6 separate regions of the Mus musculus genome follow, and all the other regions are linked to region 2. Evidence: chromatin loops called from intact Hi-C (ENCODE). Cell type or tissue: gastrocnemius. All regions are shown on one strand. Region 1 holds the start of Tnrc18 (trinucleotide repeat containing 18). Region 2 overlaps Fbxl18 (F-box and leucine-rich repeat protein 18). Region 3 has its middle 26 kb from the start of Actb. Region 4 overlaps Slc29a4 (solute carrier family 29 (nucleoside transporters), member 4). Region 5 overlaps Rnf216 (ring finger protein 216). Region 6 holds the start of Gm43380 (a long non-coding RNA gene).

Evidence for each region. A loop is a pair of places that touch in the nucleus more often than their neighbours do. Peaks named below come from ENCODE experiments on the same cell type or tissue, not always from the same donor. Only the 100,000 strongest peaks of a DNase experiment are listed, where the experiment ranks them.
Region 1: a loop joins it to region 2, with 2.8 times the contacts of the local background. A loop is called at or near these places in 11 of 42 quality-filtered maps.
Region 3: a loop joins it to region 2, with 7 times the contacts of the local background. A loop is called at or near these places in 28 of 42 quality-filtered maps.
Region 4: a loop joins it to region 2, with 2.7 times the contacts of the local background. A loop is called at or near these places in 4 of 42 quality-filtered maps.
Region 5: it touches region 2 in a loop (6-fold over the local background); 21 of 42 quality-filtered maps call a loop at or near these places.
Region 6: it touches region 2 in a loop (6-fold over the local background); 20 of 42 quality-filtered maps call a loop at or near these places.

What each region holds. Positions count from the first base shown.
Region 1 is chr5:142,817,375-142,821,374 of GRCm38, forward strand. Tnrc18 (trinucleotide repeat containing 18) reads right to left here and starts at 288. Exons shown (of 28, transcript NM_001122730.3): 1 at 1-288. In gastrocnemius, CTCF peaks have their summits at 522 and 721; DNase peaks (open chromatin) are centred at 66, 468, 1,196, 1,412 and 4 more places; H3K4me3 peaks cover 4,000 bases; H3K27ac peaks cover 4,000 bases.
Region 2 is chr5:142,877,916-142,881,915 of GRCm38, forward strand. Fbxl18 (F-box and leucine-rich repeat protein 18) reads right to left here. Exons shown (of 5, transcript NM_001033312.3): 4 at 743-961. Among named protein-coding and RNA genes, the nearest start is that of Fbxl18, 15 kb to the right of the region's middle. In gastrocnemius, a CTCF peak has its summit at 1,598 (motif pointing right); DNase peaks (open chromatin) are centred at 876, 1,594, 1,974 and 2,510; H3K27ac peaks cover 1,651 bases.
Region 3 is chr5:142,930,440-142,934,439 of GRCm38, forward strand. No RefSeq gene overlaps it. Among named protein-coding and RNA genes, the nearest start is that of Actb, 26 kb to the left of the region's middle. In gastrocnemius, a CTCF peak has its summit at 2,078 (motif pointing left); DNase peaks (open chromatin) are centred at 2,064 and 2,484; H3K4me3 peaks cover 1,627 bases; H3K27ac peaks cover 3,405 bases.
Region 4 is chr5:142,721,409-142,725,408 of GRCm38, forward strand. Slc29a4 (solute carrier family 29 (nucleoside transporters), member 4) reads left to right here. Exons shown (of 11, transcript NM_146257.2): 11 at 1-1,082. The coding sequence ends at 82. Tnrc18 (trinucleotide repeat containing 18) reads right to left here. Exons shown (of 28, transcript NM_001122730.3): 28 at 3,194-4,000. Among named protein-coding and RNA genes, the nearest start is that of Slc29a4, 21 kb to the left of the region's middle. In gastrocnemius, a CTCF peak has its summit at 2,250 (motif pointing right); DNase peaks (open chromatin) are centred at 2,281, 3,003, 3,474 and 3,985; H3K4me3 peaks cover 182 bases.
Region 5 is chr5:143,064,406-143,068,405 of GRCm38, forward strand. Rnf216 (ring finger protein 216) reads right to left here. Exons shown (of 17, transcript NM_080561.4): 13 at 3,912-3,990. It overlaps Gm43380 (a long non-coding RNA gene), which reads left to right. Exons shown (of 3, transcript XR_003955828.1): 3 at 2,381-3,917. Among named protein-coding and RNA genes, the nearest start is that of Gm43380, 27 kb to the left of the region's middle. In gastrocnemius, a CTCF peak has its summit at 2,281 (motif pointing left); a DNase peak (open chromatin) is centred at 2,263; H3K27ac peaks cover 1,196 bases.
Region 6 is chr5:143,035,273-143,039,272 of GRCm38, forward strand. The region is part of intron 13 of Rnf216 (ring finger protein 216); the gene reads right to left. Gm43380 (a long non-coding RNA gene) reads left to right here and starts at 3,719. Exons shown (of 3, transcript XR_003955828.1): 1 at 3,719-4,000. In gastrocnemius, a CTCF peak has its summit at 2,085 (motif pointing left); no DNase peak of the experiment used is centred here; H3K27ac peaks cover 914 bases.

The DNA.
Region 1 (4,000 bases), 61 kb before region 2:
GCCGCTCCCCTCCGCCACCCGCAGCCGCCTCACACTTTTTGCCCGCCTTTCCTTTTTTTGGTAGAAAACCGCTCCCCGGGCCGGGCGCGCGGCGCGCCAACTCCTCCGCCCTCCCGCGGCCCCGCTCCCGCAGCCCCCGGAAAAGCCAGCTTTCCTCCCGCCGAGCTCCCCGCTTTTTAATAAAATCCAGGTAGCGCCGGTTTAAAGAATCCCAAATCTCCATATACAGCCCGGGATTGGAAAAGGTACATTACACAACCCCCCTTTCAAGTTCCTCTCGCTGGATCTAAAAAAAAAAAAAAAAAAAAAAAAGCGAAGGGGGGGCTTAAGGGGGACGGGGGAGGGGAGCCTCGCAGGCGAAGAAACACGCATTGTTCCCGGGTGCCCGCCCCCCCCTTCGGGCCAGCCCCCGGCCGCAGCGCATTGGTCCCGCTCGCCGCCCATCACGCGCATGTAAACACCTTGGCCCTCAGCCATTCCTATAAAACCAATTACGGACCTCGGGGCTCCAGCAGTTTCCAGGCTCCCCACGGCGGGGCTGAATGATCAAAACTGGTGGTGAGAATTTTTCCGAGCCGTTTCTAGGCAGCCCTCCCCCACACCAGCTCCAGCAGACCCCCCCCTTCTTTCTCCTTCTCCCTCCCCCCACATCCCAGCCCCTCCTCCTGCGTCTGGGCTGAGTGATCAAAATAGAGGAAGATGGTTGTCGCCGCAATCCCGGGCATTGCAAGGCCTCCTGTCAGCTTCCTTCTTCGGGAGGAGGTGACAAGCTAGCCGGGAAGAGCCGGGAACCGGCGAGCTGCTCATTGCGCCCGCGCCCGGCGCTCCCTCTCTAGGGTGCCACTCCAAAGAGCGAGGTTCAGACGAAAAATAACAAGGCCTGCTTCTCTCTCGCTTGCTCGCTCACTCTCGCCTTTTAAAATAAAGCAGCGATTCATTCCCTTTCCCCCTAGCAGTCGCGGTCGGGTGGGGTGGGCAGGCAGGCGACAAGGCCTTTTTTTTTTCCTTTTGCCCCTGCCTGCGGGTCCCCTCCCTGAAACGCGGTGTCAGAAGGCTTTACTGATTAATATTTTGGACAGGCCGCGGCGGTCGGCAGCGGTGAGTTGCATCTTATAAAAGGTTCCTATAGAAACCCGGGCTGTGGGGCTCTGCGGCCGAGTGCGCACCGCGCGCCCCTCCCCAAAGCCCCTTTTGGCGTGGGCGCCCCTCCTTCCCCCTTTCCCCGCCAAGAAAAACCAGAGCAGAAAAAAGGATTAGATCGGCGGAACGCGAGCTGAATCCCTCTCGGTTCTGACATTTCAGCCCTATTAGCATTTCTCCACGGGGCCTTCTGAAACCTATTAAGGTGTAATATTAAAAACCTCTTGGCTGGGGGCCTCTCTCGCCTTCCATCCGCCGCGCCCCCTCCAGGGAGGGCGAGACCGGGAAAGGGAAAAAAAAAAATCTGTTGAGCTCAGAGGAAGCAAGCCAAGCCCAAAAGTGCTTGGCTGGCCACGGCGGCCAGAGGGGGAGGGGAGCACTAATCCCCCAGACTTTGTACTTTTATTTTGCTCTTTCAGCAAAAAAAAAAAAAAAAAAAAAAAAAAAACTTTCGAAGTTAAGTGGCAGGGAGCCGCCGACGGCAGTCTACCTGACTGGGGACCCAGGGAGTGTGATCCTTGCCGAAGGGACCCGTTCTAAAGGGTGGGGAGATCCCCTGCACCCTCTCGGAGCCCGAGCCCAGCTAGGCATTACCTACCCTGGAAAGGAAGCTTGGAAAGACAGAGAGCCTTGCAGATCCTACCTCGAGAGCAACTATAGGGTTTTAATTAAAACAAAAGAAGCCCGCTCTTTCGCCCTGCTCTGCGGACTCAGCGTTTTCCTGCTGCTGCTATTTTTTTTTTAAGAAAATCCATTTTTAAGGCAATTTTTGAGAGTTTTTTTTTAATGAGCTAGTTAGTGCTCATCCGTTCTATTTTTCTTTCCTCCACTTTTAGAAGGAAAAAAAAAGAGGGAAGATTCGAGAGAGAGCTGGGGGTGTCTAATTTAATTCCAGGATAAATTTGAAGGGGGGAAAAAATTCAGCCTCTTGAGAGCAGTTTCAAGTTGCCCTTCCTGGAGCTTTCTGGGCTGGTTTCTAGGCTGCCCTCTTTTAGAAGCTGGAGCTCGGTGGGGGGAGGAGAGAGGAGGGAGAAGAGAGAGGGAGAGGGAGAGAAAAGAACGAAAATAGCCGGAGCTGAGGGGAACTGAGCGGCGGTGTCCGCGCGCTCGGAGCTGGGCGACGGGGTCTCAGTGGCAGCCAGGGGCGACCGGAGGCGACCGGTGCTGCCCGGGGACCGGCAGGAGCAAAGACGGAGAGAGGGGGGTTAGAGAAAGGAGGTATTGTGTCTGTGTGCCTTAGGGGAGGGGGGGAGTTGATTGCAAGAAATAAAATAAATGCTGTTAAGCTGCGAGGGCTTCTGGAAACAAGAGAGAAACGGGCTGAGGGGGTGGGGGGCGCCTAGTGCCCTTGAGTCTTATCCAGAGGCCTTTGTGGGTTCCTAGTTAAACCCTCCCACGCCTCAGTCGCTCGCTTTCCCCCACCCCCCAACGCCCTCCAATATTCAGAGCGCAGGCCCTGGTCTCCCCCCAACCCCCTCATCCCTCCCGGGATCCAGAATGTTTTTCTTATTTTAATACAGCTCAAGAAAAAATATGTATCTTGAGAGAGTCGGAGTGGGGTGGGGGGATTGTGCAAAAGGCTTGCGGGGTTGGAAAAAAACAAAGGCCTGTTTTTATAAATGTTTAATGTTTTCACCCCTGGATGCTCCAAGACGCCGTAATTGTGACGGCGGGGTATGTGTGCCATAAATCATTTAGCTGCTAATAAAAAATTATTCCAATTTGCCCCGGATTTGCCGATGGCGTTTGCATTTTTCAAGTGTGCGCCCCGTCGGCGTGGCATACCGACCGACCCAGAGTTTCATTAGGGCTGAGGTTGGGGCGGAACTCGACCCGCTCCCCTCTGGAATGTACGGCTCGGCTCCCCAGTCCCCTCTCGACCTGCCACTCGGCCCTCAGGCCACCGGGTGCGCTGAACCTGGGGAACGGTGGCCCCGATCCCTGGCCCCCGGGAGGGGAACACTGAGCAAACCCCTGCAACTCTCAAGGCTGCCAAGTACAACGTGCGGTGCACAGGCCAGGTCTCCTTGTCCCTGTGTCCCCCACATTTAACAGTGGTCGGGAGCCATGTTGGGGCGTGGGGACATTTCTAGAGAAGCAGAGGCTACACTACACCACCACTTCAGAGAGTCTCCAGGTCTGGGGAAATAACCTCCAAGCCGGGCTGGGCCACACTTTATCTACAAAAGCCCTGTATATTCGTCCTGAAACTGAGCTGGAGACAACCGCAGGGACCAAGAGTCCAAGCGCCATCTTCCGCGTCCCATCCCCCACGCTTGTTTACCCGGTGGGATCCGTGGCCAGAAAAATTCTGTTGACGCAGTGTGTGTGTGTGTGTGTGTGTGTGTGTGTGTGTGTGTGTTGTACTGACTGGAGAGAAAATCGTGGGGGACCTCCGCGAAGTCCAAGGACGCAATTCCCGGGCAACCCACCGGGTTGGCCTGCCTGGTCCGGCATGGTTGTCCCCGGACACTCCTGAGGCTTTTGGTGTATTCTTCCAGATACCCGGTCCAGGTCTGGAAGCTCTGGACGAGTCCCCGCGGACAAAACTCAAAGCTCTTTGTTGTAAAACCAGAGGACAGGCCAACCTTGAGTGCGGCTGCCTTCCCTGCGGTGCGCCTTTGTCCGGCTCCAGGGAACCCCGCGCTCCCCTCACTTCTGCCCCACGAAAGCTTGAACCCTCATCTTCTACAATCCGGAGGTTGTTAGCCGTGTGGACAGGTTTCCACCATGCCCCTCCATCAGGGGAACAGGGCGCAGGAGGGTGGGGAATACAAAAAGAAAAAAAAAGAAAAGCTAGTTTTCATTCAGGTGACCTTCTCTATCGGTTGCCGTGAACCAGCTCTCCCAGGGAGTGGAA
Region 2 (4,000 bases):
GAGATCTGTTTATGTATGTATGTATGTATGTATGTATGTATGTGCATGTAATGTGAGCTCACATAAGCTTATATGCCTCACATCTACACAGTTGCCCAAAGTGGCCAGGAGAGGCTATCTTGGCTGTCTTGGAACTTGACCTGTAGACCAGGCTAGCCTCTGCCTCTGGCGTGTTGGCATGTCCCAGCTGCAGTAAGATGACTTCTGAGTCATCTCTCCAGCCCCATGTTGTAAGAACTGACCCAGGGCTTAGTGTCAGCTGGGCAAGCACTCTACCAACTACGCTAAACTCCCAGCCCCTTACTTGCTTGTTGAAATGGCCTTGCTTATAGGCCAAGCTTGCCTTGAATTCACCAAGTATTCCAAATTCCCAGTTCTGCCTCAGCTTCTGAATTGCCGGGAGTCCAGCCTTTACAAGGATGAAGGAAGGAAGGGTCAAGAAGTCTTTCTTGGGCCCACATCAGACACAGTAAACTCAAACTTTGGCTTCTAGACTCCAGGATAAACTCTGTACCTGAGGCTAGCCCTAACTCCTGGGCTCTTTCTGTCTCAGCCTTCCATGGCTGAGACCAGAGACTATCCATGGGAACTAGTCCCCTGCAGCAGGCCAGGCCCTCTGATCATGCTGCTAGAATCTGGTGCTCCATCTCCTCAAAGTCGGTAACGGGCTGAGGACACTGAGTCCTGGGGACAGCAGTACTGTCTGAGACCTCCCGGTCAGCTGCCAGGCCTTGCCACTCACCTCCGGAGGAGCGACTGCTGCAGGCTCTTGCAGGTGGTAAGGGATTCTCCGGTGAACATGTGACACATGACGACCTGCAGGCAACGGGCCATAAAGGCCAGCACGGCATCTGGCTGCAGGGTGCCGCTGCGAGATACCAGGCACAGGCGCTGCAGAGACGAGCACTGGCCCAGTGCCTGGAAGAACTGAGCGTTGGCGTTGAAGTAGGGCTGCTCCAACCTGCAGAGAGATGGGTGTGAGCTCTAGGGACTTGACTCCAGGGATGAGTGAGGCTAGCCACTGCCTACAGACCTGCCAGCTCAAGGCTATCACATCCCATCTTCAGTATGCCCTCCCCCCAAACCCCCCCCCCCCCCCCAGTTCTCATACAGCCACAGCCACACCTGCTGGCCTTAGGGGACTTACATGCAACTGCCCTAGGGAGCCGATCTGATGGCAGAGATAGATCAGCCACCTGGACTTTTATTTTCAACGCTGGGAACTGAACTTAGACCACACATACACTAGGCAAGCACTTCACCACAGAACCGTATGCCCAGCCCTTTGGATTTTAAATCTTAGATGGGGTCTCGCTCCGGTGTCCTGGCCAGCCCTGAATTTAGTTTCCTTCTGCCATAGCTTCGCAGGGTGAGAAAGTGGCAGGTAAGAGGGATGCAGGGTCATGAGCAGCAGAGAGAGAGAGAGAGAGAGAGAGAGAGAGAGAGAGAGGAGAGAGAGGAGAGAGAGAGAAAGAGAGAGAGAGGAGAGAGAGAGAGAGAAGAGAGAGAGAGATAACCAGCCAGCCCATCCCAATGCTCCTAACAGCACGGGGTGGAAGCCCAGTGCCAGGCAGCAGTAGCTGCCACCTCCACCACTAGGTGGCAGTATGGACTTGCACTAAAGCCCAGGTATCCTGGGGCTTAGTTACACACTGTGTCCTATACATACTTTCAAACCTTTTTCTAAGTAGATAGCCACTTACAGAACTTTGCCCTAAAAGATGTTATGTGTCACAGAGGTCAACCAGTCACCCTCCAATTGTGGGGCCAATGAGCCCTTACCCTCTCCCCCGTGAACAAGGCTGGTTAGCACCCAGCACTGCCGGGGAACTATCTAATGTGGGTACCATCTGACATCTGAGGGTAGGCAGAGAACAAGGAAATGGGACCCACCCAGATTGGGCCACGTTCCACCTCCACGTCTTCCCAGCTGGCTCAAACTACCAGCCAGCAAGGACATGCTGCTCTGAGATGACTGCACCTCTCCCCTCTGATGCTGTACTCTGAGCCAGGGGGGATGAGGGAGAAGGTACCCCTGAGACTGTGCCAGGCCTGGCTCAAGTGGCTCTTGCTTCCACCCAGGCAGCCTAGGGTGACTCAGGGGAATACTCCGCCTCCAGTGTGGGAAAGGTGGCACCCTTTTCTGCCTGACACGTGATCCTCTCGCCATAGGGGTGCACTCCAAACCCACATCTAGAACAACCTGTCCTTGTGGCACCTCCACCCCACAGGGAGCCAGGCTGGTACCAGCTCAGGTTCATGGTAGGCTGGGGTGGAGGTGGTAGTAGGTGAGCCTGGGATTCCCAGGGCTGCCACCAGAACACCACCACCATCCCCAGGTAAATAAAGGTGTCCTTTAAGCCCCCATAAACCCAGGAAGCAAGCCCAGAGCACACAAAGCCTCCTGAGCCTATAGCTAGCTCCTGCCACCTACTGCAGCATCTCTGGGCACGCCTGCCTCAGAAGGCAGCAATCCAGAGGAACGGGGCCATTTGGCTGTGTTCTGGCAGCCTGTGTGTTCAGAACAGGCAGTACCTTACACAGCAGACAGGCGCAGGCTGGAGCCCGGGCAGAGATGCCACATGAACTGTGATCAAGCTCTGGGGAAGACCCACAAGACGAATTCATCTCCAGGCTTGCAGGGCTCCTGTGATGCACACATGGTCCTGCCTCTGCAAAGGATGCTGGCTCTCGGGACAAACCAATATACAGCCCAGGCTGGCCTGGAACCCAGTCTTCCAGTTCAACCTCCTGAGAGCAGGGATCAGAGGTGTTCACCACCATGCCTACTGCAAAAACACAAGGTTTGATGGACAGGCGGGAAACAAACATGGGGGGACGGTGCAGGGGGAGCAGAAGATCTAGAAAGATCTTGGCTCTAAAAGATTCAAAGGCTCCCCTGGGTTCCTTGAATCTATAAAACCAAAGGAAGTAGGCGACAGCAGTAGCCAGCAGAGGTCATCCGCCAAACAGCAGCATTCTCTGATCCATCTTTCCTTTCTCCTCTTTCTTTTTTTGAAACAAGACAGTCTCACACAGCCCAGCCGGGCCCAAACTACGTAGCTAAGCATTAACTTGAATTTCTGACCCTCCTCCCTCTGCCCATCCCCCCGGGCTGGCTTCGCAGGTATCCTAGCACACCCAGTTTATACAGATGGTACTGAGGATGGAAGGCCTCTACTGACTGAGCTTCAGGCTCAGCCAGGATCTCTACACATTTGCCTTTCAGGCAAACAATGACTATGCATGCGCTAACTGTGGCTTCAGGAAAGGCCAGGGGTGTGACAGGCCAGGCACAGGAAGACAAAGGTGTGAGAGACACCACAAAGGAAGCAGGGGAAACGGAGGGAGGGAGGCCCGATGACTGGTGACTACACAGATGCAGCCAGGGAGGAAGGCATTCATTCATCTGTCCGCCTGGGAACTGCGGAAGGCGGTTGTGAAAGGGAGGAGGGGCCGCTGCTGTAGTTTGCCTGCTACAGCTACAAAGTTTCCACAAATGCAGAGGGGAACCCAAGGCTTACATCTGTGTTGTCTTTGTTGTTGCTAACAATAGGATTTGTGTAGCCCAGGCAGGCTTCAAAGTCACTATGAAGCCAGGGATAACCCTGAACTGCCTCTACCCGCAGAGTGCTGGGATGTCAGACATGCAGTCTCTATCTGGTTGGGTTTTTGTTTGTTGGGGTGGGAGCTGTTGTTGCTTTTGAAGACAGGGTCTTACTCTAGCCCAGACTGACCTTGAACTCAAGGTAAAGCCCCAGCCTTAGCCTCTAGAGGTGGGAACTCCTCCCTACAGTCACAGCACCTCCATTTCCTTCTGCTTCCTTTGTCTGTCACACTTGGGAGCCACAGTTACTGCATGTGCCACCACAATCAACTGCCTGGGACCCCTAACCTGGAGGAACAGGAAAGCCCCACAGGCAGGTTCCTAAGGCAAGTATAGCGGGAAGGCACAGGACCCAAGCACACGGATACCCAGGTATGGATACCAGCCCTGTCT
Region 3 (4,000 bases), 53 kb after region 2:
AGTTGTGAGCCACCATGGGGATGCTGGGAATTGAATGCTGTCAGTGCTTTTAGCTGGGGAAGAAACAGTTGGTCTGTGGGCACCATGCTTGTATTCCTTCAGATCTGTACTTTTCCATAGATTGGAAATGTCTTACCTGGTGTGGCGGGCAATGCAGGTCTATAATCTTAGCACTAGGGAGGCAGAGGGGCAGGAGGATCAAGAGTTCAAAGCCCATCATACCAAGTTCCAAGCCAGCCAAGGCAACAATGAGACCTTGCCTCAAGAAAAGATACTTTCTAGAAACAAAGAGACAAAATGGCTGTCCCGAACTGAGTGAGCTACCTCTTCCCCTGTTTCTTCTAGGCTATAAGACACTAATCTCTCTAGAGCAGTGGTTCTCAACCTTCCTAACGCTGTGACCTTTTAATGTAGTCCCTCATGTGGTGGTGACCCCCCAACCATAAAGTTATTTGGTTGCTACTTCATAACTGTAGTTTTGCTACTGTTACAAATTGTAACATATAAAGATCTGATATGTGGCCCACAGGTTGAAACACCCCCCACCCCCCCACCCCCGTCCCCCGAACTAGGGGTTGTTATGAAACTATGACACACAGGCTGAGGCATGAGTCCCACGTACACAGTAGGTGCTCAACAAAGGAGTCTGCTGTATTGAGCGTCCTTTGTCTCAGCCTCTCTGGGAGATGGGAAGACTAAGGTGGGAGGGATCCGCTCACTGTGGCTAGTTCATGGCTAGCTGTAAAGGCTTATGTTTCTAAGGAATGGGGCCAGCCAGTCCCAAAGCTCAGACTCTAGTCCTGTCCTGTCCTGTCCTGTCCTGTCCTGTCCTGTCCTGTCCCTTAGCCTGGGGTCACTCCAGGTAAGGCTCAAGGCCAGCACACTTAGCAGGACCCAGTTGGGCAGGTCACATAGACTCCAGTTCTAGGTGTCCGGAACCTCAGCCGCCTGTTTGGACAGTGAGGACGTCTCGGGGCAGGTGCAGAGCTCACGGAACCCCTGAGGTAGAGAGGATAGCGTAGGCTGATGAAAGGGCTGCAGTGACAGAGGGCAAAGAGGACTGGCCTGGTGGCTCATGCCTGGGATTCCAGGACTCAGGTGGCTAAGGCCAGAGGCCAGAAAGTTCCAGGCCAGGGCCAACAAGATGGCTTAGGTAGCGTTTGTGGTGCAAGCCTGAAGACCAAACTAAGTTCAGTGGCCGGAACCCATGGTGGAAGAGAAGCAGTCTCCCAGAGTTTCTCTGATCTGCACGTGTGTGAATAAAAATTGAGACAGGGTCTCACTGTGTATCCCAGGCTAGCCTGGAGCTCTCTGCCTGTCGCTGCCTTTACCCCCCAAATCCCAAATGCTGGGATTAAAGTTGTCTGCCACATGGAGTGGACACGCCCACTCCAATGCTCAGGAGGCAGGGCAGGCAGACCTTTGTGAGATCAAGGGTAGCCTGATCTCACAAATTCCAGGATAGCCAGAGCTTCACACTGAGAATCTGTCTTGAAAACGAATGAACAAAACAAAAAGAAAGAAATTGATCCTACGGGTCCTCTTGTGCATGTGTCTGATGCCCTACCCAAATCCTCCAGGGGAAACTCCCCATGACCCCTCACAGTTTCTTTTTCTTTCTTCCTTCCTAAATTTTCATTTTTATTTTCACACGTATACAGATGCTTGCTTGCATGTATATCTGAGCACCAGGTGTTTGCCTGGTGCCTTTGAGAGTCAGAAAAGGGCACTAGCTCTCCTGGAACCGCAGTTACATGAACTTGTGAGCACCGTGTGGGTTCTGAGAATTAAACTCCCGTCCCCTGGAAGAGTAGCCAAGGCTGTTAACCACCGAGCTATCTATTTCTCCAGCCTCTCGAGTCTTCCCCAAGGTTTAAACAACTTGGCCAGAATGCACTAAAAGTGATGGGGGTGGGGTGCTCAAGAGGAGGTTGAGTGGGGCAGCTGCGGCTCTGTCTGGTAGGAGCAGAAAGGAAAGGGGAGGTAGTGTGAGGGATCAGGCAGAGTAGGTACAAAAACTGGAGAGGTCCAGTCAGGGCGAGACCAGCAGGCCAGAGACCTCTCTCTGGCGCCACTTAGTGGCAAAACCTTATTTCTTGTTCTAGTCCTCCATATCCCCAAGGTACACTGGTGAGGGCTGACATCTCAGCTACTGGCATCAAGGACCAGGCTTGGTGGCTCACCATTGTAATCCCAGCACTTGGAAAGACAGGAGATGAGGATCACTGATTTACAGGCCAGCCTGGGCTACATAGTAAGTCCAGGATAGACTGAATCCTTCTTAATAAAACATAGAGCTGGGCAGTGGTGGTGCACGCCTTTAATCCCAGCACTCAGGAGGCAGAAGCTGGGGTCTCTGAGTTCAAGGCCAGCCTGGTCTACAGAGTGAGTCCCAGGACAGCCAGGATCGATCACACAGATCATTTCTATCTTGGGGAAAAACAAACCAAAGCAAAAAGCGTGGGCTGGCAAGGTGGCTCATCGGGTGGAAATGCCAAGCCTGCCAAGTCTGGTGACCTAGTTTAATCCGTGGCATGCACTTAATGAAAGGGGACAACTGAGACCTGCAAGTCCTCCTCTGGCCTCTGCAAAAGTGTCTGGGCACGCAGGGGAACCACTTAAAAACAAGAAAAAAAAAACCCAGCATTTGTAACTGACTTGGAATACGCATAGGATGAAAACGATATGTAGAGTGTTATATGCTTATGCTTAGGGGTAAGAACAAATGTCAATATGTTCAGCACAGACAGTTTTGTAGAAAGTATTCCTATCAAGGTGTGGTGGCCTATTCCTGTATCTTAGCACTCTGGAAGCAGAGGCAGGAAGAGTGGGAGTTGTAGGCCAGCCTGGGCTACATGGCCAGACCCTGCCTATGAATAAACAAACAAACAAACAAACAAACAAACAAACAAATAAATAAGGGCTAGAGAGATGGCTCAGTGGCTAAGAACATGCACTGCTGCCTTGCAAGTTCAGTTCCCAGCACCCCACAGGACCCATATAACTCCACCCACAGGACCCATATAACTCCACCCACAGGACCCATATAACTCCCAACTCAGGGGAACTGACATTCTGGCTTCTGTGGGCATCTGCACTTTCCTGCATGAACTGAAACCAGCACAGATAACTAAAAATAAATCTCCCTGGACCTGGCAGTGGTGGAGCACAGCTTTAATCCCAGCACGTGGGAGGCAGAGGTAGGCAGATGTCCAAGTTCAAGGCCAGCCTGGGCTACAGAGTGAGTTCCAGGACAACCAGGGCTACACAGAGAAACCCTGTCTCAGAAAAACCAACAACAAAAAAGAAATTTGGGCTGGTGAGATGGCTCAGTGGGTAAGAGCACCCGACTGCTCTTCCGAAGGTCCAGAGTTCAAATCCCAGCAACCACATGGTGGCTCAACCATCCCTAACGAGATCTGACTCCCTCTTCTGGTATGTCTGAAGACAGCTACAGTGTACTTACATATAATCAATAAATAAATCTTAAAAAAAAAAAAAGAGCTTAAATGCCTGAGTAGCTACTTTGAAAAAAAAAAAAAAAAAAGAAAAAAAGAAATCTCCCTGGGGGTTGGAGACATGGCTCAGTGGTTAAGAGCACTGGCTGCTCTTCCAGAGGTTCTGAGTTCAATTCCCAGCAACCACAAGGTGCTTACAACCACCTGTAATGGGATCTGATGCCCTCTTCTGACACTCAGGTATACATGCAGATAGAACACTCATATATGTAAAATAAATAAATAAATACATCTTTTTTAAAAATCAGACCCAGTGGTTCTCACATGCCGGAATCCCATAAAAAATTAATTAAAAAATTTTTTAGGGGCTGGTGAGATGGCTCAGTGGTTAAGAGCGCCGACTGCTCTTCCAAAGGTCCTGAGTTCAAATCCCAGCAACCACATGGTGGCTCACAACCATTCACAATGAAATCTGATGCCATCTTCTGGAGTGTCTGAAGACAGCTACAGTGTACTTACATATAATAAATGAGTAAATAAAT
Region 4 (4,000 bases), 160 kb before region 2:
CCTCACCCGAGATGCCCACGGCAGCTGCTTTCAAACAGCCACCGCCGCCGCCGCCAACGACTCCATCCCTGTCGGTCCCTGAGCCGGGCCCACCCAATCCTGCCCCCTGCCCAGGAAGAGCTGCCTGGGCCAGTTACCCCAAGGCCTGAGGACCCTCCCACCCCTGCCTCAGTGCCTGCGGGGTCCTGGCCACCTCCTAAGCCACTAACGCCACCTTGCCACCTTGTCCCAGTTGTCCAAAACAGCTGGAACTTGTCTTCACCGCCCAGGGCACCGCCTCCCCGTGTCCTGTGTTTGGTCAGACACCTGCCCTTCACCCTCTGTGTCCAGAGGCCCAGCATCTGTCACACATCAAGGGGGCGTTTATTCAGTCTTAGAGCCACTCGGAATGGCTGGCCACAGTCTGAGCTGACTCCCTTCAGTGTGACCCCACTGTGTGGTTCCATGGTCTTCGATGTGGTTTTCATTTACTGGTCAGGGGGCACCTCCCTGTATTAGAAATCTTGGAGGAAAGTCCCCAACTCCGTTCTGTCCCTTTCTTGTTCTTAGACACTTCTTCACAGCCCTACCCCTGCACCCGCACACATAAAGCGTCAAGTCTGGAAAACTCATTCCTCATACACAGGCCTCCTGTAGTCATAGCAACAGAGATGACCTAGGTGCACCCACCTTAGGTGGAGGACTTCCCCATGCACACCACCACCCCTCTTAGAGCACAGGCTAAGGGCCACGGCTAACAGGGACGTCCCATTTCTTTCCTGTTCCATCCAACTTACCCATCATGCAGGGACAGCTGAGGTCCACTCGTGACCTAGGCCGCCCCACTCCCATCCACCGAGAGTCAAGTGATGACACGACACACTTGAAACCCTGGCAAGTGGCTGCAAGGTGAGGATTGGACTCGTGGGTGCCAGGATCGGCTGGAGGACCTCCTGCCAAAGAGAGCTTTTGCTGAGCCGGGACACTTGCCTCTCCACACAGTGGCCCCAGCCGTGACCACCCTGTACCAGTCCCTGCTGTGTCCTGTCTACCTGTGTGTTCTCTGACTACCGCACTGGCCATTAAATATGGCAGAGACTGCCCACCGCTGTCCTGAGGAAGTGTTTGTGGGGGGAGGGCTGGGAAGTGAGCCACTGGGTAGGGTGGGGAGATTAAAATGGGGCCCTGATGGGGTGTCTTCCCCACAATGCTGAGACACTTGTGGTCCCACCTGTCCTGAGCTAGGTGTTTTTAGAACTGATGATTGCCTAGTGCTGAGCACCTGGGGCTTGCACGGGCCTTAGCAACCGCTGCCTCTGTGAGGACAGGAAAAGATATGGATTTCTACATCTGGCTCACAGGAGGAAGAGCTCAAAACGGGGAGTGTGCTGGTCCTGGCTCTACCCCCTCTGGGTCTGGGAGTCAGGCTGCTCAAAGCCAGTAATGAATTCTTCCCGGTTACAGTCCCCAGTTCTGGTGACAATTTAGAGACATCTTCTCTTCTCTCTTCTCTTCTCTTCTCTTCTCTTCTCTTCTCTTCTCTTCTCTTCTCTTCTCTTCTCTTCTCTTCTCTTCTCTCCTCTCCCCTCCCCTCCCCTCCTCTCTTTCTCTCCCCTCCCCTTCCCTCTTTTCTCTTCTCTTCTCTTTTCTCCTCTCCTCTCTCTCCCCTCTCCTCCCCTCCCCTCCCTTCCCCTCTCCTCTCTCCTCCCCTCCCCTCCCCTCCTCTTCTCTTTCTCTCCTCTCCCCTCCCCTCCCCTCTCTCTTCTCCTCTCTCTCTCTCTCTCTCTCTCTCTCTCTGTCTGTGTGTGTGCACATGCGCATGCGTGTCTGGTGACAATTTAGAGACATATTCTCTCTCTCCCTGTGTGGTGTTGCTGTGTGTGTGCATGTGTGTGCGGTGTGCGCTTGTGTGCACAGAAGCAAGAAGACAACCAATGTCCATTATCACTACACCATCTTGTCTCACCTAACCTGTCCCCCAACATTTAGGTTAGACTGGCTGGCCAGTGAGCCCCTGGAATCCACCTGTTACCAGCCCCGCTAGCCATACTAATTTCTAGAAGAGTTCTGTGGATTCAAACTCAGTCCTCCTGCTTGTATAGCCAATGCTGTAACTCACTGAGCCACCTCCCCAGGTCCAGAGGCATCCTTTCCCTGTTATGCATCCCCAAAGAATGGAATTGGAAAATGGGGACTTGAAAGTCCTGTAGCCTCAGAGACTTGCTTTGCAACCCTTGAGGGTCCCAGACCAAGGCTGTGGTAATACCACAGGTGGACGCTAGATGGCAACAATGTGACTCTTCCCACTCACCACCTACTTCCTTGCAACCTCTAGCCCCGCCTTCCCACGTTACCACTAGTTGCCACCCCCACCCTGTCTATCCGTGCAGATTTACACTTCTGGCTGGCCAGTCCTCCAATCTAGCTTCCACAGGCCCCAGAACTATTCCCCACCCAGACACGGGTGTGTGACCCTGACCCTTCCACATGTGGGTTGGACCCCTATGTTTACCTGGATGTGGAGGCTAGCAGGCATCCTGAGGTGTCAACCCTCATGCACCACCCACTCTGTGACATGTTTTCACTGACCAGGGGCTTGCTGTTTGGCTGGACTGGCATACTCAGCACTGGGCTCCCGGGGGAGGGGGGGCTCGGGGGGCCAGGGCACAGCCATGCCTGCTTGCTTGTTTTATGGTTATGGGACTCAGGCAGGCATCTTCCTAAAAACCTGTAGCTCTGAGAAGGTTTTAGAGTTATGTGTTTTGCCTGCATGTATATGCACCACATGAAACCTGGTCAGAAGAGGGCGTCACATCCTTAGAACTAGAGTTACTTATGGTTGTGAGCTGCCATGTGGGTGCTGGGTACTGAACCCAGTTCTTCTGCAAGGGCAGCAGGCACTCCTAACTCCTGAGCCATCATCTCTCCTGGCCCTTGCTCTTGAATTTTAAACAAGACAGATCACTCTGGCTTCGAGAACTTCCTGAAATGCTGGACCAAACTCATCTCTGTGCCCAGTAGAACAGCTCCAGGCCGTACCCTCTAGTTTGCCGCCCCCTCCCCGGCACGTGGGGCTCCTGTCACTGACAACCAGTGTTGTGTGGTTCCAGCCTCTCTCCATCTTTGGGTGCTCCAGAACAGGAGCCCCGCCTGGATCCTCTACACCGATTCTACCATTCACTCCAGGACCCCAAAATAAGTCACTCCAAAGACATAGTATTTTTCCAATTAAATTTTTTCTTTTCTCTTTTTCTTTCCTTTTTTTTTTTTTATGAAAAAAGATCACACAGAATTTGCCAACAAACAAAATTCCAAAAGAAACTTAAAAAAAAAAATCAGGAAACAGTAATTACCCCCACCCCAAAAAGAAAAGAAAAAACAAAACCGAAATCTGGCTTTTCCTTCCTTCAAGATTGTCTGCTCAAAGCCTCCGGGGACCCCACTGGGGTCTGGCAGGCACAGGGGGACTGGTTAAGTGCTTCGGGCTGAGCTGGGGGCTGGGCTCGGGCCCCCTCTTTCTATTTCCATCTCTCATCCATTTGGGGGCACATACAGTACACATGGGCAGGGGTGCGGGTACAGGGGAGTGGGGGAGAGGCATAAAGCCGGTGCTAGACATTCACGATCTAACAGGAAATAAAAAATAATATTCTGCACGTCAGAATGTGTTTTTTTTTATAATTTCATAGCTATTTTTCACAGTTTTAAAAAGTTTATATATATATTTATATATATTTATCTTTATATATATAATTAAAAAGTTGACTCCATTTAAAGGTGTATGATACAGGGGCAGGCTACAGGAAACTGTACAGGTAACCTTTCGGATCCTCCTGGTGGAGGGGCCGGGCGGGCCGTGCCGGGCGGGCCGTGCCGGGCGGGCCGTGCCGGGCGTGGGCGCGGATTTCAGCACCATTGGGGATTTCTGTAGTGTAAGGGTCTGGGCTGGGGGGGCCCACGGGGTATGGTGACGCTCCTGGGCTGCCCTCCCTGTTCCCCAATTCCAGGCTGTCCTGAGAGG
Region 5 (4,000 bases), 190 kb after region 2:
TCACAACCAGCCGTAACAAAAATCTGATGCCCTCTTCTGGAGTGTCTGAAGACAGCTACAATGTACACACATATAATCAATCATTTCAATCAATGAATCCATCTTTAAAAAAAAAATCATTCCAGGGTCAAGAAACCCATGAAGAACAGATGTATGGTGCTGTTCTGACAGAAATTTTTAAGACTAATTTTTACTGTATGCATATAAGTATCTTGCCTGCAATATATGCATGTGTACTGTGTGTGTGCTTGGTGCCTATGGAGGCCAGAAGGCAGCACTAGATCACTAAGATTGGAATTAAGGGCAGTTCAAAACTGTATCAGGAACTGAAGCCAGGCCCTCTGCAAGATCAGCAAGTGCTGTTAACTACTGAGCTGCTTTTCTAACCCCTGCTACAGGAAATGTAAAAGTGGAATTTGACAGAAATATTTGAGCAAAACCAGTGCAACTCTGAAGCCCTTTGCTAGTGTGGGACTTGCACTAACTGTTGCTGTCTGATGGAAGGACAGCTTCCAGTTATGGCCTTGGGATGCCCTGGGGCTTTCCTTCGGGTTTCTAGCTCTACTACTGTACATCACCTGGTGTCAAGCTTCAGTGTCCACTTAGCACAGTCTCTCTGTAGTGACCAGTGGTGAGTCAAGGGCTCTGTTCCATCCCTAATGGACACACAGAAAGCTCAGCAACACCACAGCACCGGAGACCTGAAGCTCTTCACTACGACCTCTCTGGAAACTGCAGGAAGAACAGACCACATTCATAACAAGGACTTCTTATTCTAACTCCTCCCTTTCTGACTCCAATAATGGAGTATGGACTTTATTCCAGTAAGTGAGCCCTCACCTACAGGCTTCAGAATCTTTTGTCACCAAGACTTTTGGCTCTTGTCACTGTAACTTCCTGATTTAAAGGTCCTCCCTGACAGAAGGAGCATGAAGGCCAAGCTTCATCATCTCTGGATAATGTGAAGGCTTGGTTTAGTCCAGGAGTCAGCAGACTAGCTAGGTTCCCCAATTAGTACGTGGCCAGTAAGTGGCAATGGCCTGGTGCCACAGCTGGAGAGTTGTCTTGGCAATGACAGCTGGATAATTTACATTCTCTTCACATAGCCACTCAGCTACAGCAGGCAGCTGCAGATTGCTGGTTTTGTTTTTTGTTTTTTTTTAAACAACAAACTGGTTTACTGCAGACGTAAATTTTGGTAATATTTCACAGACTCTGAGTTATGAGCATTGAAGGCTACAGAGGCTGTCACAGGACCTGACAACTGTAAGAAAGACAAGCATGGAAGAGGGTATGTAGGTGGAAACTGACGAATAAGCCAAACTCAAGTGATCCTGGGCAGAGATGGGTGACTGATTACACAACCGATAGACATTCAGTGTCCACAGAAAGAATCCAAACAAGATTTTCTTCATGTTATTTTCATACAACTCTTTACACTGGCCATCTTTCCTTCCTTAGTACTTGCTTACTGTGCACTGGTAAATCTATACCTCATTACTAGAATTTTTCTAATTTTCCACATTGAAAAAGCTCTATGTGTACTGTGGAATAAGAAGCAGACTTGTATATTTAAGAGGGTAGAAAGATTCAACAGGGAAATGTTTGAACCTACGGAAAAAGTATTCCATAGAATATTGGAAACCATCTCAGAACCTGCCAAAATATACCTTCTTCCACTCCATATCAAACATACTTAACCACTGTTAAAAGCAACATGCTGAGTCAAGTTGATGAATTCTTTATGTCAGAGTGTACCAGAGAAATGAAGGTCTGGATACACACTCCATCACATCCATGAGAGCCTGCCTATTTTATAGGACAGTCTTAAGTCTCAGTCTTCAGGGATTCTGGGCACCAAGTCTTTCCCAGATAATGCACCACTATCAAAGCCTTATCTCAGAGTGACAGGTTCCTGAAACTCTAACTTGAGTGTAGCTTCCTGGCAAACACTGCAGTGAGAAAGCAGATGCCTTTGGTCTTACATAGGACAAAATTAGCTCATGGCTCACTTTTTATACAAAATCCTCCAGGATTAACTGTCAGTTCCACCATCTTGTTGAAGAGAAAGGGCGCCACACTGGGGCAAGTACAAAGGAAAAGGCAGATGTCCTCACAGCACAACCATCTCTGCCATTAAATCTGAATGCACACAGTAGTTTGCTTTAGCACTAACCTCAAAGAATTTTGTCCATTCTGCTTACAAGACAGTTGTGCTGACACATCTACTTTGGAAATACCCAAGGGGGAGAGGGCACTTTTCTTGTGGAATGCTAGTGCCATCTAGTGGCAGCTTATTCCATAGTTCACACAAAACAGCTTCGTACAGATGCCTCTCTGCATTGTATTATAGGTTTGGTTTTTATCTTATCTCCCACAGACACTTTCCTCCAAGAGCAGAAAAAGAACCTAGAGCATGAGTGCCTTTATCTATAGGTAAAGGTTAAATTTTGAAACAGATGGTCCTGGAAGCTATAATATCCTGTGCTACATCTCTTCACTGTGGATACTGTAAATAAGATGAATGAGCAAATGGAAGCTCTGAGAACCACCCAACATTTGCACAGTAACCATCTCCCTACTGCATCAAACTCCAGACTCCACGATCCTTCTCCAGCCTCAGTCTCTTTAGAATGGGTGACTTAGTCACTTCGCAAGTGTGCACTGAGAACTGTACTGGAAGGCACCAGGCAAACACACAGTTGGCACTTGTTTTTTTTCCTGCTGAAACCCTCCATATTCCCATTAAATCATTGATGCAGTGGATGGAAGCAGTGGATGGAAGCAAAGGACTCTCCTGCACCTTGCCTTATTCACATTCCGTTTCCAACTACATGGCCTGACCCGGCCTCACTCTAAGCCCGCTCCTCTTCTCTAGATGTCCAGCCAGCTCTGACCCTTGGGGTCTGAAGCTGCTGCTGAGACAAACCTGAAGCTTAGTAGCAACAGAGCCATTTCTCCATCATGGCGTGTGTCCATCTTAGCAGGAGAACACAAAGTGAACTAAATGCCCTGTCCTTTGCAAAAGCTGAGAACACATGATGTGCAGTGCATTATGAACTGCTAGCTATAAGCAGTTATAAAGTTGTATAAACAGATAAAGAACTTTTCATCTGGCCTGATTCAAAGTGCTCACTGCCTAGTAACTCCTATTTTCCCTAGGCCTAGACCTGGCAATTGCTGTTCAGTTCTTGCTACTTGCATCTGGTTACTTAAGAAATTGCACATGAGGTCTCTGGCCGCCACGTCCCTGCATCTGCAATGGATGGTCATTCGGAACTGCTCCAGTTTCTTGATTAAGAGGTATAAGCAGACGTACAGCACAGAGCCAAATAAACTGAAACTCCTTCCCCTACAACGGGCTAATTCACTGCAAGACTGTCGGAGTGGAGCCAGCGGCTGATGGCAAAGGGGTCCTGGTAGTTATGAAATGCAGATTCAGTCAGGGAAAACCTGCCACTTCTTACACGTTGTGAATCCATTAGTACTTTTGAAGAGTTTTTACGTTTTTTGCCTTTCAAATTCTATATTAATTGACTTATGTATAACTACCTTATTACAGAATTCTATATGTCCATACAGATTTTCCCTAACTTACAGGTGTGTATGTGCTGTATTTGAGTACAGGACAGGGAAAAGAGCAAGCAAAATATACGACACAGCAGAAGAAGACACATTTTCACAGCACCTGTCTTTATAAAATGACATAGACGAGAAATCCTGAACTTTGCAATTGGATTTCCACAAGTAATTTCATCTCTGTAACTATGCCAACTGCCATCACCAACCTTCTCTTGCTTCATGAATGGAAGAGGCAAACTATTCTCATGCATCAGCCTACACAGGCCACCTGCATAGTGCAAGCCAAACTCAAGCAAGGTGCTAGAAACACAAACCACTGTCCTCCGTACCTTTCGGCAGCGTGGGTTGGGGCAGCTGAACCTCTTCACATCGCTGTCCAACAGAGCAGGGAAGCTGCAGGAGGGGCACCTGGAGCAAC
Region 6 (4,000 bases), 160 kb after region 2:
AAGGCCATGGAGCTGTAGGCTTGCTCTTTCCCCTCTATTCCCACGGCTTCCCTATGTGGGATCTGTGGGCAAGAACAGGTCATTGTTTAGTGGAAAACTCAAGGTATAAGGGCACAAGGCAAGCTGCGAGGTCCCAGTGGAATCTCATGTGGAGGCCACAAATGGGCCATTGGCAAAGCTGCCTGGTCGCAGCTGCACAAGACGGTGCTTCCTGAGAATGGCCCAGTGAACAGCAGGATGGAATCAGACCAAATCTGAGGCTATTCTTTTTTTAAAGATCACCATAGAGCCTGCTAAACAAAGTAACCTTAAACTGGCCACAAGGAAGTGGCTGTTCCTCCCACCTTCAGTGACTCTGCACATCTGGTGGGACAATAGAAAGAAGCATGGACAAAGAAAGGCCAGAGCCAAGGATCAGCCAGTCACTCCTCATGACGCGACAACCCTGAACCTTTCCTGTGAAAACTCATCAATTGTCTCTGCAATAGTGGCTAGGACTCTGACCATTAGGATTTTTTATTTTTGTGATTTGGGAGTCTCATCATATAGCACAGACTAGCCTATAGCCCAGTCTTCTTGTGTCTGCCTCCTGAGTCTTAAGTTAAGACAAGTGTCACTGTGACCAGCTGTTTAGGATCTGCTGGTGATTATGATTACTACTATCAAAAAATTGGGTCAAAGTTCTGGTTCAGGGTGATATTTGAAATGGCAATGATTTCTGTATTGAAAGGAATGAAAAGACTCTTCACTCGCCCATTCTTGCCTCTTCATCCACTGCTACTGAATGCCAATCCATCTGTCAGGGCATCTCTCTGCAAAGGGCTGAGAGAAGGGCATTATGAAGTCCCGCCCTCTCCATCTTCCTTTAGGATTGTGGGCCCTTATCAGGTCTTGGGGTTCCCTGAGAACTGAGCATGATAAGTTCAGGCCAGGCAAGGGAGGCACTGCTGCTCCACCCTGAGGTTATCTGGGGAAGCTGTTGCATACAGAGAGAATGGAAGGGGGACTGAGGTGTGATTCAGACCTGGAGTGAGGAGCCTGGAGAATGGCCAAGGCCCATAGCCTCTTGCCAGTGACCACATCCTCTACATCAACCCATGGCTAGATGTTTCAAATACCAGAGAATCTGGGAAACCTTGATGACCCTGAATTTTTGGGACATTTGGCTTACATGCCATTACAGTATTTCTCCTTATCTTCCTTCGTCTTCTCCCCCCCCCCCCCCTTGGATTTTTCAAGACAGGGTTTCTCCATGTAACCCGGGCTATCCTGGAACTCATACTGTAGACCAGGCTGGGCTCAAACTCAAAAGATCTGCCTGCCTCTGCCACCTGAGTGCTGGGACTAAAAGGGATGCACCACTACCACCTGGTATGGTCAAGTTTTTTATTATAATTATTATCTTTCATTATTTATTTAAAAGATTTCTATTTATTCTATATATGTGAGTGCACCATCACTGTCCTCAGACACACCAGAAGAGGGCATTGGATCACATTACAGGTGGTTGTGAGCCACCATGTTGCTGGGAATTGAACATAGGACCTCTGGAAGAGCAGTCAGTGCTCTTAGCCATCTCTCCAGCACCTATTTATTATGTATGTATGCGTGTATTTATTTACTTATTTATGAAAAGGTCTCCTTGTAGCTCAGGCCTTGTATCTATCTATCTAGTTTCAACTTCCCAAGTTACAGGTTCTATGTTCCTGCTCTTCTCCCACTTTTTCTAAAAAGTGGTACGTGACAACCAGCTCACACCTTTCCAGAAGTTGCACTCTACATCCAGGAGTTTTCCCTGCTTCAAAACAAACCATTTCTCAGAACTTCAACCTGGGTGTGGTCAGCTAAGTGCTGCGAATCTTGCATTCATCTTGATTTTCTCTTTAGCAAAAGGGCTTCTGAAGGAAAAGATTTCCCTTAAGTTTTAGAAATGTTATTAACACACACTAAAGCTGAAGTGTGTGTGCACTGGACAGATACTGCACTACTTCTCAGTAAAGGAACCACTCAGCATCACTCCCCATAAGGCTAGAAAGTCAAGCACCTCTTTCAGGAGGATCTGGGTTTCTGTCTTAATGCTGCCCTCTAGGGACAAAAGAGTGTAAGAGCCATTTGGTTTCCATCTACCCTGCTTTGGAGACTGGATATCACTTCTAGGGATATCAGAGTCACAGGACGGCTTTCTTCATTACAGTTGGGATCAGGGTTCTGAGATAAAGTGGCTGGCAAAGCCTTCCTGGCATTAGTAACAGTTCAGTTTGCCTTTATCAGAACTGACTTCATGTCAAACCCACCAATTCCTCCCCAGAAGTTAATAAAAGCTGAGTCTGGTTTCTCTGAGGTCCTTCAGCAGATTATTGACAACACCTGGACAAGCAAACATTTACACAGAAGCTTACAAACATCCACCTGAGTTCCTTCTAGGCACCATAGGTCCTATTCTGGGGATAAAAAAGAATCTTGTGCCTGCCAGGAAGTTACACTGGTGGGGGATCATGACATGTTAAATAAATGAAATACAAATAAGACAGCATTATAAGTACTAAGGGGATAAATTCAGGCAGGAATGTCGTAAGGATTAAGGTAGAGGGCTGAAGGTCACAGTCACGAGGTGGATGGTAGAGAAGACCTGTATTTGAAGTAAAGAAGTAAGCTAAAGAAATGCTAGACAGGCATCCAACTGGGATATATTAACTAACAGTTATCCTATTGGTACAGGTGAGTTTTTGTCTATATTTAGGCTGGAAAATCTAAATATAAAACTGGTGGCTATATGTTTCCTAACTATGTGCATCCTGAAGGCTCAAGCCCCATCTTGCTGTCTACTACTATCTTTTACATTAAGAACTGGGCTTTGGGGAAGAGGATCTGTCCTGGCTGAGCCTGCTCTCCTGTTACCTGACCACGATCCCCACTCAACTGGTTTTTTTTTTTTGAGCCTTAAGAAAATGGAATCTCAATGCCAGGCAACTTTAATCTCTGCATTTGGGAGGCAGAGGCCAGCGGATCTCTGTGAGTTTGAGACCAGCCTGGTATACAAATCAAGCTCAGGACAGCCGTGGCTCTGTTATACTGTGAACCTTGTCTCAAAAAAGCAAACCACACCAACCCAATCCAAACAAAAAACCAACCAACCAGCCAACCAAACAAAAAACCCAACCCAACCCAAACAAACAAAAAAACCCTTCTACTTTCCTTTTTGTGTGGGTGTGGTGCAAGTGTGAGGTATGTGTGCACACATGCCACCAGCAAGCAAAGTTCAGAGGAAAACTTTCAGGGGTCGCCTCTTATCTTGTTTCTGCTGCACTGTGTCCCCAGGCTAGGTGCCCACTAGCTTGGAGTCTCCTGTGAGCTCCCATCTTGCAGAAGGAGTGTGGCGAGTACAGATGCTCACTAGTGCATCCTACTTTTTCTCATGGGTTCCTGGGATCAAATTTAGGTCCTTTGTTTTTTGTAGCAAGTGCTTTTACCTGCTGAGCTATCTCAACTAGCCCAAGTCTCCCCTTCTTGTGGTTTCCTGAGACAGACAGACAGACGGTTTTATGAAACATATTTTACTGTTCCCCATCCTGGGTAAACAGATTGGCGGTAGAAGTGACAAACAGTTATGTTTTGCAGTCACAGACTCTGAGTCCTGATTTCAGGTATATTTTGGGGTTGCTAACTGGAAAGTCCCATTGGTTTTCCTTCCACTTTTATTTTTGAGGTTTAAGTCTCCCCATCTGCTGCCCAATCTACTGAGAGGAACAGAAACCAGTCAGTATGTGTGAGAGGAGCTCAGGCTTCAGTGATGGAGACAGGCTGGAGTTCAACGCCTTGGTCTGCTATCTTCTGGGCAGTGCAAGGACCAGTGAGGGTACAGCTCTTGACTCAGCAGACGTCCTAAACACAGACTTCATGGAGTGGCCTGGCTCTGCCTCTTTACCTCTCTGACAATTCAGTACCAACAAGCCTGATGGCTGCTAGCTTATTCTTTTAAGACCTGCTTCCTGAAAATGAC